2 separate regions of the Homo sapiens genome follow, and region 2 is linked to region 1. A link is a loop called in an ENCODE intact Hi-C map of the cell type or tissue named here. Cell type or tissue: B cell. All regions are shown on one strand. Each heading gives the region's core, and the rest is flanking DNA. Links, peaks and the distances in the headings are about the cores only. Region 1 holds the start of CPLANE1 (ciliogenesis and planar polarity effector complex subunit 1). Region 2 overlaps CPLANE1 (ciliogenesis and planar polarity effector complex subunit 1).

The links. Peaks named below come from ENCODE experiments on the same cell type or tissue, not always from the same donor. Only the 100,000 strongest peaks of a DNase experiment are listed, where the experiment ranks them.
Region 2: it touches region 1 in a loop (2.1-fold over the local background); 3 of 110 quality-filtered maps call a loop at or near these places.

What each region holds. Positions count from the first base shown.
Region 1 is chr5:37,243,082-37,254,754 of GRCh38, forward strand. It overlaps CPLANE1 (ciliogenesis and planar polarity effector complex subunit 1), which reads right to left and starts at 6,295. Exons shown (of 53, transcript NM_001384732.1): 1 at 6,164-6,295; 2 at 4,537-4,664; 3 at 2,629-2,764; 4 at 2,398-2,517; 5 at 1,294-1,526; 6 at 1-38. The coding sequence starts at 4,617. CPLANE1-AS1 (CPLANE1 antisense RNA 1) reads left to right here and starts at 5,965. Exons shown (of 2, transcript NR_134263.1): 1 at 5,965-6,140; 2 at 7,316-7,565. It also overlaps the pseudogene RN7SL37P. RefSeq lists silencers at 5,796-5,935, 6,136-6,615, 11,412-11,612. In B cell, for the core only: no CTCF peak of the experiment used is centred there; a DNase peak (open chromatin) is centred at 6,200; H3K4me3 peaks cover 1,799 bases; H3K27ac peaks cover 1,454 bases.
Region 2 is chr5:37,179,498-37,191,170 of GRCh38, forward strand. CPLANE1 (ciliogenesis and planar polarity effector complex subunit 1) reads right to left here. Exons shown (of 53, transcript NM_001384732.1): 22 at 8,236-8,345; 23 at 7,917-8,075; 24 at 6,789-6,897; 25 at 5,291-5,582; 26 at 3,263-4,202; 27 at 1,360-1,508; 28 at 520-686. Among named protein-coding and RNA genes, the nearest start is that of CPLANE1-AS1, 64 kb to the right of the region's middle. RefSeq lists a silencer at 5,296-5,496. In B cell, for the core only: no CTCF peak of the experiment used is centred there; a DNase peak (open chromatin) is centred at 5,414; H3K27ac peaks cover 560 bases.

The DNA of each region.
Region 1 (11,673 bases), core at 2,027-10,026:
TAAAAAGTAAATGAACACAGGCAGCAGTCTCCAAATAACTGTAGATAAATTTAATATACTTTAGTATAAAATTAATCTGAAAATAAATCAAGATACTAAAATACATATATATATTCCTCATCATAAACCAGTAAAAAATATTGAGATCTTGCTTATACTTTTTATCCTTAACATTAAGCTTAAGACTAAGTAATTTTTTTCTGAGCCAGAGGCAGGTCTCAAATGGGTAATCAGGTTGTAGTTTATGCTCTTAAGAAAATACTGACATTGACTGTGACTATAACTGAAAATATTCTTACATATTTATTTTTCTCTTTTTATACTTTTATACTATTTAAATTAGCACACCACCCTGAGAGTGGGGAGAGGGGACAATAAAACTTCAAAGTGAAATTTCTAACAAGAGTGGTTTGGATAATAAAATGCTGGTCCACACATACGAAGAATACCAAGCAGATATTTTAAATACGTTTTGGTTTTTTAAGTTCATGAATCTGTTATTTCCCAGTTAAATCGCATATTTAGTATCATCAATTCTAGCTTGTTAAATTACCAAACAAGCTCTCTCTCTATATATAATATATAAAAAATATATATACATATATAATATATAACATATAAAAATATAATATATAATATACATGTATTATATATAATATATAATATGCATATAATATATATAATATATACATGTTATATACATATATAATATACCATATAATATATAATATATACGATATATATTATATACGTGTATATATATTATATATTATACTTTTTTTTTTTGAGACAGAGTTTCACTCTCGTTGCCCAGGCTGGAGTGTAATGGCACGATCTCGGCTCACTGCAACCTCCGCCTCCCAGGTTCAATCGATTCTCCTGCCTCAGCCTCCTGAGTAGCTGGGATTACAGGCATGTGCCACCACGCCCAGATAATTTTGTAGTTTTAGCAGAGACGGGGTTTCTCCATGTTGGTCAGGCTGGTCTTGAACTCTCGACCTCAGGTGATCCACCCGCCTCAGCCTCCCAAAGTGCTGGGAATACAGGCGTGAGCCACCGCGCCCGGCATAACAAGCTATATTTTTAAATCAAGGATAGAGAAAAGGAGTTCTAAGTTAAAACTAATTTTAATAAACACTTTTTAAAAATGTGACCCAAGAAATATAAAAATATCTTTTCCATACAAGAATTTCACAATTACTATGAAAATTTATGGTGACTAAAGATATATAGTTATACCATTACACACTCTGCTAATCTGCTTCACAGATAAGAGTCTGAGACTGATTTTACCTCATTTTTTATAAAAACAGCATTCACTACAGCTTCTTTATCTTCGGTGGAAGGCAAGAGAACTGCTTCTTCAGGTATGACCTGGGACCACCGACCCGCCAATGAAAGGCTTTTAGAAGATAAGATATTCTTTAATTCCAAATATTCCCAAAGAAATATGCATCCAGAAGGTGTTATGAGCACAATTCTTTTCCCATTTCCAGATACATACAAGTACAGTCTCAAAGAGCTTGCTAAAAAAGTAACAAAAAAAGTAATTAAGCCTCTGAAGTCTGAATTCCCCCCAATAAAGTACATAATTTATGTATTCTTACAATAAAAAAAAAACAAATAATGTTACCATTCAGGATGTCAAAACTAAGGCACTAGCAAAAAATACAATCCAGGCACGGCAGCTCATGCCTGTAATCCCAGCACTTTGGGAGGCTTAAGGAGACGGATCGCTTTAGCCCAAAAGGTCAAAGCTGCAGTGAGCTATGATCATGCCACTATACTTCAGCCTGAGTGACAGAACAAGATCCTGTCTCTAAAAAAGAAAAAAAAAGGCTGGGTGGATCACGAGGTCAGGAGATCAAGACCATCCTGGCTAACACGGTGAAACCCCGTCTCTACTAAAAATACAAAAAAATTAGCCGGGCATGGTGGCTGGCGCCTGTAGTCCCAGCTACTCGGGAGGCTGAGGCAGGAGAATGGCGTGGACCCCGGAGGCGAGTGAGCTGAGATCCCACCACTGCACTCCAGCCTGGGCGACAGAGCGAGACTCCGTCTCAAAAAAAAGAAAAAAAAAAGTACAAAAATAGCAACATTTATCAAGTATATATTATGTGATATTAGAAACCTATTATTATCACAGAAATGTTAGGCATGCCAGAATTTTCTTCTTCAAGTTGAGTCTCAGTATCACAGATAAACATAACCAAAACTATATATATATATATATATATATATATATATATATATATATATATATATATATACACACACTCAGATATACATATGCACATACACAGAAATACATTTTCAAGACAGTAACAGAAAAATGTTTCATCCTCTTTTCCTATTTTTCCTAGTTAAACCAACTTAAACAAATAAAAAAATTCCCACCGACTGTAGCTTTGATCATTTCCTTAGGCTTTTCAGTTATTGGTATAGTTTTCAAACAATCTTGATCTTTGTTCCAAAGGAAAAGCTCTCCTGTAGTTAGTACCCCAGCCAGCCAGGCATCTGTTTCCAAAAATGAAATGCAATACTTACAATCTAGTATTTCCTTTAACATCACCCTAAGTTATTAAAAAATATAGTTTTAGCCATTTGAAAATATCAGTACTACTTAACCATTACTGGATGTTGTTAGGACAATAACATCCTTCAAGAAAGGCTGCAGACTAGGAATTTTCTTCTTTATCTTTCCTGATAGCAAATTAATTTCATTTATGAATTTATCATCCAAAAGAAAAACGGCTTCTTTTTCCTAAGAGAAGAAACATGTGAAGGACTCAAGAGGTGCCAGAAATTAATTCAACTTACTGCCTAAATAAATTATCCCAGAAATCAAAGCGACATTTAAGAAAGATTATCCATTTGTACCACAAATCATAAAATGAACATTAAGCTTAATACTCTATAGTAGCCTGAACATTTTGAATTGTTTTAAAATACCTCGTTAGAATTAATAGGTAAGGCTACCTAGTAGTTGTATTTCAATTTCTTTGAAGTTTAAAATTATAGGAGTGTCCTCTAATTCTGCTAGCCAAAACTGGCTTATCTACTTTTTAATCTTTTTTTTTTTTTTTTTTTAAGAGCTGAGGTCTCACTTTGTTGCCCAGCCTTAAGTGGAGTAGATATTTACAGGCACTATCCCACTACTAATAAGCATGAGAGTTTTGACCTGGCCCATTTCTGACCTGGACCAGTTCACCATTCTTAGGCAACCTGGTGGTTACCCCAGCCCCTTGATCTCGGGAGGTCATCATATTGATACCGAATTTAGTGCAGACACGTAATCGGTATAGCACACTGCAGCCCAGAACTCCTGGGCTCAAGCGATCCTCTTGCCTTAGCCTCCTGAGTAGCTGGGACCACAGGTGCATACCACTGAACCTGACTCTCATCAATTTTAACAGTAGTATGAGCAAGTTTTTAAATTATTTACTTAGATTAAAATAGATATAGCTTCTGAAATTCATAAATCCCTGACTCTGCTCATTTTTTATTACCTAGAAAAAGTAGGCTGTTTTGAGTTAACTTTGTTTTCATATATTCTAAGGCAGTGATTTTCAAGGTATAACTGAGCCAGCAGCATCAGCAACACCTCAGAAGTGAGGAGTTCAAGACCAGCCTGACCAACATGGTGAAACCCCTAGCCTCTACTAAAAATATAAAAATTAGCTGGGCATGGTGGCATGCGTCTGTAATCCCAGCTATTCAGGAGGCTGAGGCAAGACAATCGCTTGAACCTGGGAGGCTGAGGTTGCAGTGAGCCGAGAGGATGCCATTGCGTCCAGCCTGGGCAACAGAGCGAGACTCCATCTCAAAAAATAAAAATAAAAAAATACAAAATATCCAACCCTACAGCAGACCTAATTAACTGAAAACTTTGGGAACAGGGCCCAGCAATCTGTGTTTTAACCACCTCTCCAGATAGTTCTGATAGTTTGAGAACTCCTGTTACAGGGGAGTTAGTGGTATAATTTCTCACAGGAAATTTAACACTTTATTTCAATAATCATCACAAATAAAGTAGGGTTGCCTACTTTCCCTAAGTGGGGAATCTATGCCATATATTATGAATGGCATTCCTGGATTACTAACGTATTGTGGCCCATTTCTTCCATCCTAGTTTCCAAGAACACTTCATAGCACAATCATGAAAACCACAATAGGAGGAAACACTCCATTAACTGTTCCAGTAAAGGAAAGCTCAGGACATTAAATATTCCCTTTTGATATATGCCATCTCAACTTAACTTAAACTTGACTTAAACATAATATGAAAAAAATAGTTTAAGTAAAAATCTTCTAAATAAACCACTTAACATTCTGGAAAAGCTAACTTGCTCATTATAATAAAAACGAAACACACACAAAACCCTGTTCAGTGTGCAGGTAGGTGATCCTCCTGTAGATCCTCCTCCAGTAGATGATGTTTTATTTATTTAAGATCATAGAACACTCCTATATTACAGGCAAAACACACATATAACATATATAAAACTGGTATTGCATGAATAAAGAAAAACCTACCTTTCCCAACCAGGAGACACGTGGCCATGGTTTTTTCTGCTTAATACCTGTTGATGTCAAGATTTCTAATCTTATCTCCATGTTTGTTAAGCTATCAATGACCAATTAAGTAAAACAGTCCCAAGATTCTGTAAACAATAATAGTAATAAAATATAAATGATGCATAATATTCACTGGGCATTTTTTTTTTTTTTTTGAGACAAGAGTTTCGTTCTGTTGCCCCAGCTGGAGTGCAGTGATATGATCTCAGCTCACTGCAACCTCCGCCTCCCGGATTCAAGTGATTCTCCTGCGTTAGCCTCCCGAGTAGCTGGGACTACAAGCGTGTGCCACCACGCCTGGCTAATTTTAAGTAGAGATGGGGTTTCACCATGTTGGCCAGGCTGGTCTCAAACTCCTGACTTCAAGTGATCCATCCACTTCGTCCTCCCAAAGTGCTGGGATAACAGGCACGATCCACTGCGCATGGACCACTGAAGATCTTAACTGACAATTTTCATAAAGTTTTGATTTATATTTTATTTCTGAGTTGAAGTTTTGCTCTTGTAGCCCAGGCTGCAGTGCAGTGGCGCGATCTCGGCTCACTGCAACCTCCGCCTCCCGGGTTCAAGCGATTCTCTTGCCTCAGCCTCCCGAGTAGCTGGGATTACAGGCATGCACCACCACACCGGACTAATTTTTTTGTATTTTTAGTAGAAACCGGGTTTCACCATGTTGGCCAGGCTGGTCTCGAACCCCTGACCTTGGGTGATCCGCCCGACTCAGCCTCCCAAAGTGCTGGGATTACAGGCGTGATCCACTGTGCCCGGCCAAATTAGATGGGCTTGTTTTTTTGTTTTTTTAATAAAATAGCTTTAAAAGAAAAACTACTCAGAGACAGCACACAAAGATCTATCAAGATGCTAGCTATCAGTCAGCACGGAGGCTGAGATGGGAAGATCGCTTGAGGACAAGAGAGTTCGAGGCTGCAGTGAGCTGTGATTGTGCCTGTGAGAGCCACTGCACTCCAGCGTGGGCAACGCAGCGAAGACTCCGGCTCAAAAATAAATAAATAAAATTGCAAATAAAATAAATTCTCACAAAAGGGTTAACCAAATGCCAGAGAAACGCCGGCATTAGAAAAGCATCATTTGCAGCTCCTAATGAAATAACAAATCCAGTCAATAGTATCAGCGCTGCTAAAATTATTGAGTGAAAAAATACTGGGAACTTTATGCACTGACATACCCTAAATCCATTAGTCAATCTTAAAATTGCTAAGAGCGAGGAAAATTGACGTTCTATTCCTCCGGATCCTGCTCGAGAAGCTGGGGGACTCGGGTCCGGTGCCGAGGTGTGGCCCGAGCCTGGCACCACCCACGCCGGCCGGGTGACCCCGGCCCCTTGGGGCTCCCGCGCTCCGTCAGCAGGCGACGCTGGGAGGCTGGGGTAGGCCCAGAGCGAGGACGGGCCCGGACTGGGTAGTGGGGATGTACCAGGGCCGGGTGCGGCGGGAGACGGCCCGGGAGGCGGAAGGTCGCGGACCTGCCCGACAGAAGAGTAGATGAGGGGAGACCGAGGACGCCCGGGTCCGGGGAGCTTACGAGGAGGCCAGGATCGCGGGGTAAGGAATCCGCGGGCAGTTACCTCCGCCAGGGGCAGGGTCCGGCCAGTCAGGCGCGAGAAGGCTAGGCGAGGCCGACTGCGCGGGGTGAAGACGCCAGGCCGACAGCTGCGGGCCCTACCGCCAGCCCTGACGCGAGCCTGCGTCCTGGCGACGGCGGAGGGCGGGCAGGGGGCGCGGGCGCTGCCACGGCGCCTGCTCAGAACCGGCCGGGAACGCCGCGGGCGGGTCTCCCCGGTCCTCCGCCCCTCCAGCCCTGCTCTCAGGCCTCCGCCCGGGCCCTCTAAGCTGCCAGCCGCGCCCGCCTCCGGGCTCCTCGCCCCTCCTCCCGCGCGCTCCCCTCCTCAGCGGCCGCCGGACCCCCTCAGTTCACTTCTCCCAGTTAACGCGTTCCTCGGACGCTGCTAGTTTGAGCGCACAGGCATTGGGCGGGGCTCACGGGGGAGCCGCTTAATAACCGACCAACATGAAACTCAAGGGCTGCCCCTTCCTAGCGGGGACCCTGCACAGACCCGAAAATAAGGGGTTTTGCTCTGCCCTCCTCAGTTCACGTGGGCACCTTGGAACACTGAAGAAGGCATTTTCCGAACTCACTGTCCTACGGACTTATTCTCCGCACTGTTTTCGCCTCCTTCGCCCTGTTCTCGTGACTGACAGGAGCAGGGGTCACAAGCAGGCAGCCCGAGAGCTCTGCTCACCTGGAAAAGCATTTTTGTGTAGCTTAAATGTGAAGGCCTCAGGCAGTGGCCTGTTGTCCTCCTCCACATGCGCCCATCTTCACTCTTTCATGTGACTGGCCTGTTTTTGAAGGCAGGACCCTGTCACCCTTGGCTAGGCCAGGTATGTTCTGCACCGAAAATGGCCCTGCCCTCTGCATTGGATGGCTAGCTCTTAGGTTGGTTTATTTTAGCAAATAAGCGTTACAGGGTAGGCGAACTGGCTGCATCAGAACCACAATTACCCCTGTGTCTCTGGGTGGGATAAATGGCGGATGGCATTCTGGCAGCTCAGCCCCACTTATCTCAGAGGTTATAGATCTGAGGTGGTTTAGATCCACCCCCAAATCACGAACATTTTACATAAGCCGTGCTAGAGTTAGCATAAAAGTCTCACAGAAAAATTTGGAAACTGAGAAATCCTAACCTATTCCCACAATCCTGTGTTCCCATTTTTAGGTCTTAAGATATGAAGACAATGGGATAACTGAGGCTGATTTTGCTGTGTGGCCATTAGACCTAGAAATATTGGTGTGATTCTGGAGTTGATTGCTCCACACGTTTATTTATTTATTTTCCTTTTTTTCCCTCCTCTTCCTCCTCCTCTATTCTTTAAAAACGTATGGAAATGTATCCGGCAATGTTTACTGTAAAAAATAATGTATGGAAATGACTACAATTTGCTAAAATAAAAATCATTGAGCACTTATGTGTGTCAGACACTATGCTAGGTATAAAGAGGGGAAGATGGTGTCCCTATTCAAAAGAGAGTCACACACACTTAAGTTACAGTGCAGTCATAAATACCATGATCGCAGTATGCACAGGTCCATTTTCTCTATCTGGGTGATGGGAAGGTTCAAAACTAAGCTAGGTTTTGAATGAGGAATAGTTTCATTTTGAAGCACATCCATTTTGCGATGCCTCTGGAGCTATCTAGTGAACAATTTAGATGCGTGGTTCAGAAGCTCGATGGGAGGCTTGGGAACACAGAATGTGTAAAATAAGCATCAGTCTCCCTTTCACCCTCTCTGCACTTTTTAAGGGTCATCTGTCTTTAGTATATATTGGTAAGAGATTTTATGGAGGATACCAATTCTTTTTTTTTTTTTTTGAGACAGAGTCTCACATTGTCACCCAGGGTGGAGTGCAGTTGCACGATCTCTGCTCACTGCAACCTCCGCCTCCCGGGTTCAAGCGATTCTCCTGCCTCAGCCTCCCAAGTAGCTGGGATTACAGGTGCCCACCACCAGGCCCAGCTAATTTTCGTATTTTTAGTAGAGACGGGGTTTCACTATGTTGGCCAGGCTGGTCTTGAACTCCTGACCTCGTGATTCACCCACCTCGGTCTCCCAAAGTGCCGGGATTACAGGTGTGAGCCACCGTGGCCTGCCAGCATACCAATTCTTATGAGAGAATGTCAGGGGTAGAAGAGATCCAAGGAAATGGTTGACCAGGTAAAAAACTGATAAAGGTCAAATAGAAATAAGCCTGAGAATTGCCCCATCAGATTTGGTTTAGTGTTTAGTAGGTATAGTTATAGTGCCAGATATATAATAACTGAGTTCCTTTTGAAAGCATATAGTAAAATCAAATCTGATTAGCCTAAGTAACAGAGGTGATTTATTGTAATGATTCTGGGGTATCTGACAGATTGTAGATATTCTCTCTAGGGTGCTCCTATCCAATATAAATTTCTGTAATGATGAAAATGTTCTATGTCTGCTGTGTCTTAATATGGTAACCATTAGCCAAAAGTGCTACTGAGCATATGAAATGTAGCTAGTGCAACTGAGACCCTGTAAACTAAGATTCCAGTCAAAGAGAAGGGAAAAAACAGTGAGCTTTGCCCACAGTCTTTAAGACCTGTGCCCAGAAATAGTACATAATATTTCTGCTTACATTCCACTGGAAATAACTTAGTCACATGATCACACCTAACTGCAAGGAAGCCTGGGAAATGTAGATTAGCAGTGTACCCAGAAAGACTGAGAAAATGGTTTTGGTGAACAACTAGCAGTGGTCAGAATACAAAAAGTAATAATACAGATTTCCTGCTTTCAAGAATATCACAGGTTTAGTGGGAGACAGATGAGTATTTTACTAGCAATGAATAAAGAACATGCTATACAAACCCAAAGAAAACAGTAGATATAGCCTGGATATTTGTTCCTACCTAAATCTCATGTTGAATTGTAATTCCCAGTGTTGGATGTGGGGCCTGGTGGGAGGTGATTGGATCATGAGGGTGAATTTCTTGTGAATGGTTTAGCACAATTCCTTGGTGCTGTCCTCATGATGGTGAGTGAGTTCTCATGAGATCCGGTTGTTTAAAAGTGTGTGGCACCTTGGGAGGCTGAGGCATGAGAATCGTTTGAATCTGGGAGGCAGAGGCTGCAATGAGCTGAGATCATGCCACTGCACTCCAGCCTGTGTGACAAAGCAAGACTCTCTTTTAAAAAAAAGTGGCACCTCCCCCCTGCCTGTGTTCCTGCTTTTGCCATGTGACTTACGCGCTCCCACTTTGCCTTCCGTCGTGAGTAAAAGCTTCCTGAGGCCCCCGCCAGAAGCAGATATCAGTGCTATGCTTCCTATACATCCTGTAGAACCATGAGACACGTAAACTTATTTTCCTGTAAATTACCCAGTCTCTGGTATTTCTTTATAACAATGTAAGAACAGCCTAATACAATGGTATTTCTCAAATCTTAATGTACGTATGGATCACCTGGGAATCTTGTTAAAATATACATTCTGGGCCGGGCATGGTGGCTCACACCTGTAATCCCAGCACTTTGGGAGGCTGAGGTGGATGGATCACTTGAGGTCAGGAGTTCGAGACCAGCCTGGATGACATGGTGAAACCCCATCTCTACTCAAAATACAAAAATTAGCTGAGTGTGGTGGCACACACCTGTAATTCCAACTGATCGTCTCATTGATGCAGAGGTTCGGCAGGTTTCCTACAAGTTTGATTGGGCAGGACCCTTGTTCAATTTTTCTTTAATTCTCTTCACTCTGCCCTTTGTCTTCAGGCTGGCTTCCTTTGTGGTAAGTGAGATGATGGCAAATTTACACATCTTACAAAGAAAATATAGTTTTGTTTTTTTTTTCTAAAATTGAACATCCTTTATGAGCCTCTACCCCAGTATATAGAAGGGAAAGTCTTTATGTTGACAAATAATGGTACTTCCTTTTTTTTTTTTTTTTTTTTGGTACCTAAGTCTCTTTCTTATCAATGTTCTATCTTGCAGATTTTCTTTCTCTCATTCTAATCAACCTACAAAGTGGATCAATGGTGATAGTGGGCTGGGCGCAGTGGCTCACACCTGTAATCCCAGCACTTTGGGAGGCCGAGGTGGGCAGATTACTTGAGGTCAGGAGTTTGAGACCAGCCTGGCCAATATGATGAAACCCCCATCTCTACTAAAAATACAAAAATTAGCCAGGCGTGGTGGCACACACCTGTAATCCCATCTACTCAGGAGGCTGAGACAGGAGAATCGCTTGAACCCAGGAGGTGGAGGTTGCAGTGAGCCGAGATAGTGCTACTACACTCCAGCCTGGGAAACAGAGCAAGACTCCGTCTCAAAGAAAAAAAAAATTAGCCGGACATAATGGTGCGCGCCTGTAGTTCCAACTACTTGGAAGGCTGAGGCAGGAGAATCGCTTGAACCTGGGAGGCGCAGGATGCAGTGAGCCAAGATTGCGCCATTACACTCCAGCCTAGGTGACAGAGCAAGACTCCATCTCCAAAAAAAAAAAGATAGTGATAGTGGTAGGAGGGATTATATGCCCTTATGGTATAGGGGAAGAGAGTGCTTGTAATTAACCTTTGGTTATAAATATATAAGTATATATTTACATAATTATAAATATATAATCTATATTCTTATTTGGTGTGTTCAGGTTACTGTAACAAAATACCATTGTGAAAGTTGTCATAGTCTGACCGGGCGTGGTGGCTCACACCTGTAATCCCAGCACTTTGGGAGGCCGAGGCGGGTAGATCACTTGAGGTCAGGAGTTCAGGACCAGCGTGGCCAACATGGTGAAACCCCATCTGTACTAAAAATACAAAAATTAGCCTGGCATGGTGGTAGGCGCCTGTAATCCCAGATACTAAGGAGGGTGAGTCAGGAGAATTGCCTGAACCCAGGGAACGGAGGTTGCAGTGAGCTGGGATCATGCCACTGCACTCCAGCCTGGGTGACAAAGCAAGAGTCCATCTCAAAAAAAAAAAAAGGAAGAAAGTTGTCTTAGTCAAAATAGAGTCACTAATGTTAAGAAAACCCTGACAAACAGAGCTGAGGAGGACCATGAAGAGAGGGTTCTCACATTTACATGCTGGTAACAAGAAAAACTCTGCAACCTCACACAAAGGCCATTGCAATCATTAACAAAAAATGCTTCCGAAAGGACATCTGCCCAGCAACTGCCCGTTCAACTTCAGACTGGTGTCACCCTTGTTGTTGATCTTTGTAGCGAAGTATAATTATTTCAAAACAATTATGTAATTCTCATTTTTTTCCTTCAGAAACCATACACACATAGTTTACTGTGGCATGCGTATTTCCATTGCAGTGCTGTATTTTCAAATAAACATCATTTTCTTTTGGAAAGTCTCTCTCTGTTTGCTGTTTAGATTGACATACGTGGTGTCAGAAGTGAGACCTGAAGAAAAGTTCACTATTGAAAGGAATCAGCTATGCTTGGAACCAGTTTGCAGAGTACTCACTTGAACTCTTTGAGCTCTCCACTTCCACAGCTTGCCTTTTCTGGCTTGGTGAGTCTTCTCTCAGGTTGAGCCTCCCTCC
Region 2 (11,673 bases), core at 2,267-10,266, 63 kb before region 1:
ACTTTTTAGGGGGCTCAGGGAATATTACCAGAAACAATATAATGACAGAAATATTTTCTATCCTTTTTATAAAGACAGTCTTTGAAAACACCTGGAGTCTATTCCATCTTCATCAGGTAAATCCCAGATGAGCCTTGAGAGGCCTTATTATTCAGTATGTTTAACTCCACGTAGTGCTCTGAGAGTTTCTGTCTTAAGGAAGACTGCTGGGGAGAGGTTTATAGAGTTGCTTCACAGAAATTAACAGACCATAATTATTATATAAGCAGCACAAGACGCCCAATAATGGTAAAAGAGCACCAACATAAAAATACCTTAGATCTTCTTGGTTTTATTAAAACCAAAATTAGAGTTAATATGCTCAATATTTCATAAATATTTAATTCTCTTAATTTTTTATTTTAGGCTACTGTAAACATACTAACTTAGGTATAAGACTAAATAAGTTACCTCAGATAATATTATTTACCAATTTCAAATTAATAAAGCCAAAAAAATAGATTATCTAAATGAACTGACCTTCATAGTCTGATATGTGCATATCCATTTCCTCTTCTGTAAATGCTTCTACTTCTAAAAGATTCTCATCAATATCTATAAATTCTTTTTTAGTATTATGAGTGATGGAAATAATATCATCATTGATTTCTTTTATATCAGGATTTTTTGCTTCAGTTGGCATTCTACTGAAAAAAATGCAGCAACTAAAATTACAACTATTCTTGGAGATAAAGAGCTAATTCAGTTTTGGGTTTTTTTTTTGTTTTTTTTTTTAAGATGGAGTCTCGCCCAGGCTGGAGTGCAATGGCGCAATCTCGGCTTAATTCAGTTTTTTAAAAGCAAAGAACAAACTTTGGTTTCATATTTATAAAATCTTTCTTTAAAAAATTCTGATACACAGAAGCTCAGGTAAAGATTGTTCAGTAAATAACTAAACATCATAGTTTTTATTTACTCGAATGATTGGAATAATTTCAACTAAAATTATCATTCTCACAAAGGACTCTTCATGCTATAATGGGTTTTGCCTTGGTATTCAAAGCTATGTTACTCCTAGCATTGCTTCATATATAAAAATGGATGAAAGGATTAGTTCAACTTCTGATATGGGAAATAAATTGATAAAGGAATCCCTCAGGATGAATTAATTGCTCTCTCAGAAGATATAAGCTAGACCAAGAGGGAAGAAATACAATTTGCAATGAATTGTTAAAGCACCTCAGAAAGCTCACTGCCTGCTCCTCTACTTCAAAAAATGCTCATTCCTTTAACTTTCAAGGGTTTGATCTTCCCTTTAAGCCCAAATGCCATCAAACTACATGTCTTATATTGAAAAGAAGAGTATAATCGGCAACTTACTTCAAGATATTTTGACAAGATTTATTCTGACCATTTCTTTCCTCAGTTCCACCTGGAGTTGCTACTGCAACTGAACCGCCAGCATCTGATTTGCTCTCCCTCTCAATATTGGGTCCAATCTGACACCCAGTGTCACGATTCTCTACCATCTAAAGCAAACCATTTAAAGTATTTAGTATTTATTGAACCCTTTATTTTTCACCATATTTTAAAATTATTCATTCTTTCTACAGGAATTCTGAATAATCCTCTTATTCATTTATCAAATATTTACTGCATTTCTACAACTCAATATTTGTTGCTGAAGCAATGATCAAGTCTTTATTCTAACTGGAAAAAGCAAATCTGACTACCTAAATAGTATTCAAAAGAAATCAGCCTTACAAATTTGTAAGGCATATTGTCATTGTTTTCAGGCCACAAAACAATGGCAAAAAAATTATAATATCCTCATTTCATTCCCTTTGCTATATCATAAAGACATTCAGTAGTTATTTCAAAATGACATAGTAGACAAAAATACATGCAGCTAAAAACACAAGGTACATCCTTTTTGTCTCACTTAAAATTTCCATATACATTACCTAGAAATACACATTTCAAGGATGACTAATATCACAGTATCATATAAACTGTATACCTTATGATAACAGAAACCAATCTCAAGGGAAAAAAAGGACTAGTGTGGTGGCTCCCACCTGTAATCCCAACATTTTGAGAGGCCAAGGTGGGAAGGTCACTTGAGCTCAGGAGTTTGAGACCAGCTTGGGTAACAAAGGGAAACCCTGTCTTTATAAAAAATTTAAAAATTAGTCAGGCATAGTGGCATGAGCCTGTGGTCCCAGCTGCTTGGAAGATTCAAGTGGAAGGATCACTTGAGCCCAGGAGGTCAAGGCTACAGACAGCTGTGATCCTAAGACTGCACTCCAGCCTGGGTGATAAAGCAAGACTCTGGACCAGGCGCAGTGGCTCACACCTGTAATCCCAGCACTTTGGGAGGCCGAGGCGGGCGGATCACAAGGTCAGGAGTTTGAGACCACCCTAGCCAATATGATGAAACCCCATCTCTACTAAAAACTACAAAAATTAGTCAGGCGTGGTGGCGCGTGCCTGTAGTCCCAGCTACTCACAAGGCTGAGGCAGGAGAATCGCTTGAATCCAGGAGGCGGAGGTTGCAGTGAGTTGAGATCACGCCACTGCACTCCAGCCTGGGTGACAGAGTGAGACTCCATCTCAAAAAAAACAAAAAACAAAACAAAACAAAAAGCAAGACTCTGTCTCAAAAAATGAATAAGTAAAAAATAAAACAAATTCACATATTCACATACACACACACACATACACACACACACTCACATCCTTCAGCCTAGAATAAACTACTTCAGAATAAAAGCACTTGCCATTGACTAGGGAAGAAAGAATAGTTAATTAAACACTAACTCCTCTACTGACTCCCCCATCTGCCTTTCTGTGTTTGGTTCTCCAACCTCTTCTGGCCTGAGAGTATAAGAAAAACTATCCCCTAACGGACTTGATGAGACATCAGTAATTAAAACTACAGAGCCACCTAGTCCTCCTTCATCTGAACCAAAACCTGAAACTGAAAGGAGAAATAATATACGTGTAATACCACTTGTAATATCACTTAAAATTATCTCCTTCCTTTTTTTCTTTTTTATAAATACACATAAAACTTCAAAACCTCACAGCCTCTCTGAAAGCACTTTATTGTTAAGAATTAAAGGAACCACTGGAAGAAAAAAATAGGAGATACTGATTATAATCAACATTGTCATTAATTTTCTATTATTTAATGATTCTTTAAAAGATGGGAAATGTAAACATAGTTTTAATCTAAAATGAGAATTCTCATTTGTAAGTAATAAACAATTGATATGCTTACCTTAATAATGGCATTTTTTGCCTTATATGTAGCAAAATAGGGTTGTTCCAAAAGCCATAATGATGTAAGAATGGCAGCTGTAGAGGTCTTTACACGAATTACTGGACTGTACTCAGAGGATGACTCAGTTATACCAGAATCACAGAGTAGCCTTCTATTAGACCACCTTATCATCCATTCCAGCAGTCTTCCTATACTGCCAAAAGTGTTTAGTGCTAAAGGAAGATCTTCTTGAGGGTTAATATCATTGCACTGAATAGCTTTGAAAATACATCTTCTAGTTTTAATGGACTTGGGAGTCCAAAAAATGTGGTTTGATGATCTCTGGATTAGACATTTCTCTCTAGTGTCATCTTGTATTTTGTAAATTGACCTTTGTTTTAAACCAAATAATCCACTCATTCCTTCATTCTTATTGACTTCATTCGAAGGATATTGTAAAAAAGGTTTGATCCCTTGATTAACCAGTACTGATGATGAAAGTTTCTGGTTTTCTAAATGCATGCCATATTCATCATTTAAAGAGGATGATTTTTCTGATTCATAGGACTCAGGAGCAACAACAAAGCAAGAACCAGCTCTAAACACATTCTGGCTTTTAGTTTTGCTCTGATGTCGTTTTAATGTTGTATGTACATCAAAAAGTAAAGAATTAAGTTCATGTTCTCTAAGCTTTCCAGAAAAACTAGTTAGAAATGGAATGTCAGCATCCCTGGAATAAGGTAGGTCTCTTTCAAGAATGTAACTCAAAAACAGATCAAGGAATTTAATATATTCATCATCATCACGTTCAAATTCCCAAACACCTATTACAGGAAGTGTATTTTGTGATAACTTTTCATGATCTTCTTTCTTTGTAGGATTTTCTTTCTGATTACACATTTTCCTTTTATCAGTTGGCTTATGAATTGATGTTAATTCCATGTGATTTGGGGCATTTCTATAGCAAAAAAATAAAATAAGACAAAATTAGAGATCATTTAATCACTAAAACTGATCTTAGAATTGACATGGAAAATTCTCTCCAATGATTAAGTCATGTATATTTTGTGTGCCTCAATTACCTACATTTCAAATGAGGGAGTGGGACTAAATGATTTCTAAGTGTTTTCAAGAGTGGAACATTTCTACTATGAGATCAAAAAAAAATTACTATCAAAAGGGAAAATTTGTATTAGAAGAGATTAAAATGTGTCCACAGAAATTTCACTATAAAAGAACATGAATAATTTTTCTGTGGGTAAAAGAAATAGTCCTCTAATGGGTCAGATTTTAGGAATACAAAGTCAACAAAAACTCCAAGCCACTGATATACAACAAAATTTAGGATTTCTTGTTTCTCTCTTGCATCTGCCCGCTCAGCTCCCCTAATACCATGTGTAATAAGCAAGACTGACCTTTTTTGTTTTACCACACAAAAACTGGGAACTTTTTCTAAACACTTTTAGCTGTTATGAAACCTGTTGGGCGGACACCTTAACTGCCCAACAACAATTCCTTTTAAATGTTTCTTCTCAACATGATTCCTAGGGCAGAACACAGATCCTTAGTTCCCTCAGTAAGAGAACAGGTGTTGGCCACCTGGGCTGAAAGCATCCCATCCCTTCTGATTGAGGCAATTTCCTTCCCTGAAATATTTCCCTTAAAAATATTAAGGAAATTTAAGGAAAAATTTCCTTAAAAATAATATGGCTAACTCAGTAACCTCAAACTATTTAAGTCTAAAGATTACTAAAAAAAACTGAAAGTCCTCCAGTGAAGTGTAGAATTTCATCTACTCCTTTGATTTTATAATTTCAGATGGCAAAATTATTTCATATATCAATAATACTTAAAGTAAATTTTCGAATGTATAGTCTCATTTTATACTCCTAATATTCTTATGAGTGGAGGGGGTGGCACTTATCATTCATATTATTAATAGCACAATCAGTGAGGGTTGCTGGGACCAGAAATCAGCTCATCAGATGCCTGAAAGCTACTTTTCAAAGGAAGTGAATGCCAGTGATTAAAAGATCTCAATTGTACCTTTGATAGATATTTATCCTACTTTTTTCTTCAACCGACAAAGCTTCAGAGAACGTATCTGCATCACTGTGAACCACAGAATCTCCTAGTTCTGTGAGTGTACTTCTGCTCAAACTAGTCCCCAGGGAATATCTGTCAACACCTGGAGCCTCATCTGGTTTCTCTTCTTCAATTGGTTCCCATATATTCACTTCAAAAGAGCCTATATTTCTCTGCACACGTTTTAGAGCTTTCACCCTCACTTTCTGGATAGAATGCATGACAACAGACATCATTTCCTCAGTCTGGGGTCCTGGAAAGAAAAGAATAAAAAGTCTTAGTGTTCATTAAAATATTTCAATTCAAGACATAGGAGACCCAACTCTGGTCCCTCCTGGGGACAAGAAACCTAACTGATGACTAAGGCTTATTTCCACATTCTTACTGGTCGTGTTTTCTTCAGTATTTACTGGAAAGATATTTTAAAGTAGAACTGCAGAAGCTAAAGAAGGTCCATTAAAGAACACAGTAAAAGAGACAGAACCTAGACCTCATGAAGAAAAAGTATGCCCTGGAAAAAAAAAACTTTAAGTGATTTAACTGTTTTAAAACTCAGAAGGATAATTATATTTAATAAAAAGAATAATGAATGTTTTTTCTATTATCACATAGAGAATAAGATAAAATGAGGATAATTCTAGCCAAAAAAATCAAGGACATTTTTCTTACTAAAAGTAATAAGAAACAATAGCAAGGGAAGGTTTTCAAGGCTGCCTATAGAAACATTTTAAAACATTATTTAATACATAAACAGAATATTTTAGAGGATGTCAAAAAAAAGTATTAAGAAAAATACAAATCACAAATACAATATATTAATAGAATAATACAAAATCACTGGACATACCTGGACTTAAATACTGAATTATAGTTTTAAAAAGCAGGGTAATTTTAATTCTTTAAAAATTCTGCAACATTGTAAATGTACTTAATGTCAATGAATTGCATATTTTAAATGGCTAAAATGGTAAATTTTATATTATATGCATTTTACCACAGTAAGAAATGTGTGTATTCTAATTTTGAAGAACAAAATTAGAAGCATAAATAACCATAAAGGGAAATTACTTGTTTTCAACAAATACTTGCAATATACAAAGTACCATATGCTCATTTTATATTATCTTACTTAATCCTCTCTGAATACACATCATAAAGCAGGTAATACTATGCCCACTTTACAAATAAAGATATGAGGCTCAGAGAGACTGAGCAACTTGCCTAAGATCGCACAGTTACTGACTGACAGAGCCATGAGCCGAAGTCAGCTTCATCTGGTTCCAAAGCAAGAGATTAGTCTTTCTGCAATGGAGAAATGTTTCTACCTTCTCATACTCCTATCTCAAGGAAGAGGCAAAAATGCATAGACACATAAGCAACAGTAAATAAATATTTTCAAAACAAAAAGGGAATCTTCTGCAATTTATCTGTTAGCTATCTGAGAAACAACAAATAATACCTTTCACAACACAGTGTCTGAGTCTCTGGTGAAGAGAGTGATATTTGTCTCTTAAAGGAACCCTCACGTCCTCAGGATAGGGAAATGCTTTCACGAAAATTTCTGCTACCTTCAGAAAAAAAATTGTTTAAGTTTTATGAGAAACATCATTCTTTTTTTTTCTTCCATTCCACAAATATTTTATTTTAACTCAAAATATAAATGCACATTTCTTACTAATCTTTTGAAGTCAGGTCAAAGCCTCTCTCTGAGCATCTGTCTGCTAATAGGAGTTTAGTATCAACTTACTTTTTTATTTTAAAATATGTAATTGACAAAAACTGTGTATATTCAAGGTGTACAATGTGATGATTTAATATACGTATACATTCTGTGCTGATTTCCATAGTCGAATTAATTAGCACATCCATCAATACACACATTTACCATTGTAATATCCTCCCTTATCAAATTTCAGGTAAACAATACACTACGATTAACTGTAGTCACTATAGCCCGGCGCGGTGGCTCACGCCTGTAATCCCAGCACTTTGGGAGGCCGAGGCGGGCAGATCACGAGGTCAGGAGATCAAGACCATCCTGGCTAACGTGGTAAAACCCCGTGTCTACTAAAAAAATACAAAAAATTAGCCGGGCGTGTTGGCGGGAGCCTGTGGTCCCAGCTGCTCGGAAGGCTGAGGCAGGAGAATGGCGTGAACCCGGGAGGCGGAGCTTGCAGTGAGCCGAGATCGCGCCACTGCACTCTAGCCTGGGTGACAGAGCGAGACTCCGTCTCAAAAAAAAAAAAAAAAAAAAAAAAAAACTATAGTCACTATATTGTACATTGGATCCCTAGAACTTATTCATCTTGTAACTGAAAGGTTGTACCCTTTGACCAAGATCTCCCCATTTCCACCACATCCCCAGCCTCTGACAACCACCATTCCACTCTCTGCTTCCGTGAGTTTAACATTTTTATATTCCACACACAAGTGAGGTCCTACAGTATTTACCTTTTTGAACCCACAAGATATTATGCTAAGTGAAATAATCCAAAGAAAGGCAACATCATCCTTAATTAAAATTAAATAAAAATCTTTTAAAGTCTCTGATTCTGATGTAGTTTACTTTCACCTACAAGCACATTACCTTTCTGATTGGTGGCAGTTCTCCAATAAGGCTCAAAATTATATCCTGAATAAGTTCTTCCATATTAAAAAACCGAGAGAAAGGCAGCATTCTATAAGCCCATTCCACTGCACTAAGACAGTGCTCAATCATACAAGAATCAAACTCCACTTCAAGGTCCTAAAAGGATATTGAAAAACATTCATTTCCTTTTTAGTTTAGATGGTAGACCAGAATGAGTTCAAAAGAAAGTTTTGCTACAAACAATAAAATCTTCTTTTAAACAATAATTTCCCACTTAACGTGTGTTCATTTTTCTTATTTTTGCCCTGGTAAATACCTTTTCTCCTTTTACATTTTCTCTTGCTTTCTGATATTGCCTGCAACTATAGGATAACTTATCACGGACATGCAGCATCCAACACAGAGCACAAAGTTCTCTGAAGCAACCTAAAGCAGGAACACAAATATGAAAGAAAATCACATGAGTATGTACATTAATATTATAACAACTCCAACTCTGCTGATCATTTTTTTCAAAATAAAGGTCTTTATTTCATTCATTATAAAATGAACACATGCTCATTGTAAATTTATATAAAAGTCCTTATATAAAAGTCATGGAGATTGACTTATAAGTCACTAACAGATATTCATTTATGTTTAAACATTTTTAATACTAAAAACTATTTCTAATAGTAAATAATTTTTTATTAAAAGCAATACAAGTACACAAAGATATATAAAATCATACTATGTATGCTGCTTTGCAACTAGCTTTTTTTTCACCTACTATATCTTAGATATCTTTTCACATGGTAATATACTAAGTCTTCTTGTTGCCAATATGGTGTTCCATTGTATGGAGCATCAGGATTTAACTATACACAATGCACAGGCTCACAATCCAGCTATCAAAACAAGTTTTCACTCTTCTGCTAATCTTAAATTTCTATTATAGTTAACATGTGACCAATTAAGTGAAAACCATCTCATGTTCTATGGTTAATAGGACCTTTTCAACGGGGTGGTGTAGGCTCTGTAGACAGAGCAAGACCTTGTCTCCTAGCTACTTGGACACCTGAGGTGGGAGGATCGTTTGAGCCCAGGAGTTTGAGACCAGCCTCCATGTTGGCATGGATGTGGTGAAAAGGAAACACTTTTACACTGCTGGTGAAAACGTAAACTAGTACAACCACTATGGAAAACAGTGTGAAGATTCCTTAAAAAACTCAAAGTAGATCTACCATTTGATCCAAAAATCCCACTACTGGGTATCTACCCAGAGGAAAAGAAATCATTATATGAAAAAGACACTTGCACACGCTTCTTTCTAGCAGCACAATAGCAAGACCATCTCTGGAAAAAGAAAAATATAGGAACTTTTCCTTTGGAGGAAGAAAGATAATATTCTAAAATTTAGCATTCATTCATTTATGCCTTAATTGTTTATTTTTATTTATTTTATTATGATTATTTTTTTGAGACGGAGTCTTGCTCTATCTTGCCCAGGCTGGAGTGCAGTGGTGCGATCTTGGCCTCCACCTCCCAGGTTCAAGTGATTCTCCTGTCTCAGCCTCCCAAGTACCTGGGACTACAAGCGTGTGCCACCATACCTGGCTAATTTTGTATTTTTAGTAGAGACAGGGTTTCACCATGTTGGCCAGGCTGGTCTCAAACTTCTGACTTCAGGTAATCCACCTGCCTTGGATTACAGGCATAAGCTACCACACCCAGCCTATGCCTTAATTTTTTAAATAAGCCTTATTTTTACAATAAACTGACTTTTATATTAGTAGTCAGTATTTTCATTTTCTTTAGGGAGCTATTTAATATGCTTTTTAAAATAAATATTACAAAGTCAAAAAGAACAGTTTGACATTATGGAAAGTGGGCAGAAAGCAGGTCTTCTACACATTCTATTCATCCCAATAGTGAGAGAGGATGGTGGGTACATGGCCCCAGGGGGACTATCAGGGTCTCCAGTGAGCATTTTCACACTACAGCCCACCCCACACATCAGATTCTCATAGATTCTGCCGGGGGAGCACGGCCCAATCTTTTGAGAAAGGCATCATTACTGACAGATGTGTTTCATTATTTCATATTTCACAGGCAAGCTGGGATAGAACTAAGGCCAAGAACTAGCAAGACACAGTGCAGCAACATACTAAACAGTGACTCATCTAAAAACATCCTTTATCTGTGTTTTTCAGACTGTGGATTACAACCTTTTATTAGTTACTAGGCTATAAAATCAATTCAGTGAGTCTCAATCATCTTTTTAAAATAGAATACAACAGAATATATCAAGCGTGCATTGCAGCCGGGCACAGTGGCTCATGCCTGTAATCCCAGTACTTTGGGAGGACGAGGTGGGTGTATCACCTGAGGTCAGGAGTTCGAGACCAGCCTGGTCAACCTGGTGAAACCTCATCTCTACTAAAAATACAAGAATTAGCTGGGCGTGGTGGTGTGCACCTGTAATCCCAGCTACTTGGGAGGCTGAGGCAGAAGAATCACTTGAACCGGGGAGGTGGAGATTGCAGTGAGCTGAGATCACGCCACTGCACTCCAGCCTGGGTGACAGACTTGAGATTTTGTCTCAAAAAAAAAAAGAAAAGAAAAGAAGAGTGCATTGCACACAGTAAGAGTAAAGGTAGTTCATTAAATTTTCATTCTAACTTCATATGGGTGTGTGCATGTATTACCTTGCTATAAAATCTGCACTTATTTTAAATCATGGTCAAAAATGTTTGAATACCAAAAAGATGTAACCAACTGAAACCAGAATAGAACGGGTTCTACTAGACAAACGATCGAGTTTCCACAATAAATAAAGGGCATGAAACAGAATGGGGGCAAGGAAACTTTTATAGATTAAGATGGACTTATAGGCCAGGCATGGTAGCTCCTGCCTGTAATCCCAGCACTTTGGGAGGTCAAGGTAGGACTGCTTGAGCCCAGGAGTTCGAGACCAGCTTGGGCAAAAAAGTGAGGCCCTGTCTTTATGAAAAAATGAAAAAAAAAAACAAAAAAACCAGGCCTGGTGGTGCACACCTGTAGTCCCAGCTACTCAGGAGGCTGAGGTAGAAGGATCACTTGAACCTGGGAGGTCAAGGCTGCAGTGAGCTACGATCACACTATAAAAAGAGAAAGATTTATATATCAACCAAAATGCAATGTGTGGTGGACCTTGATTGGATAGATTTTTTTAAAAAAACTATAGAAAAGACATATTTGAAATTATCAAGTAAATTTAAACATGGGATAGATAACATAGTCAGATGCCACATAATGGCACTCAGGTCAATGACAGACTGCATATACTATGGTGCACCCATAAGATTATAATGGAGCTGAAAAATTTCTGTCACCTAGAGACATCATGACATCATAGTCCACACATTACTCAGGTGTTTATGGTGACAACTGTGTAAACACACCTACTGCACTGCCAGTCATATAAAATCTAGCCCATACAATTATATACAGTACATAATACTTGATAATAATAAACAACTGTTACTGGTTTATTTATTTACTATACTATGCTTTTTATCGTTATTTTAGCGTATACTCTTACTTATTAAAAAAAACTGTAAAATAGCCTCAGGCAGGTCCTTCAGGAGTTATTCTAGAAGAAGGCATTGTTATAAGAGAAGACATCTCCAAGCATGGTATTGCCCCTGAAGACTTTCCAGTAGAAAAAGATGTGGAGGTGGAGGACAGAGAGATTGATGATCCTGACCCTATGTAGGCCTAGACTAATGAATAT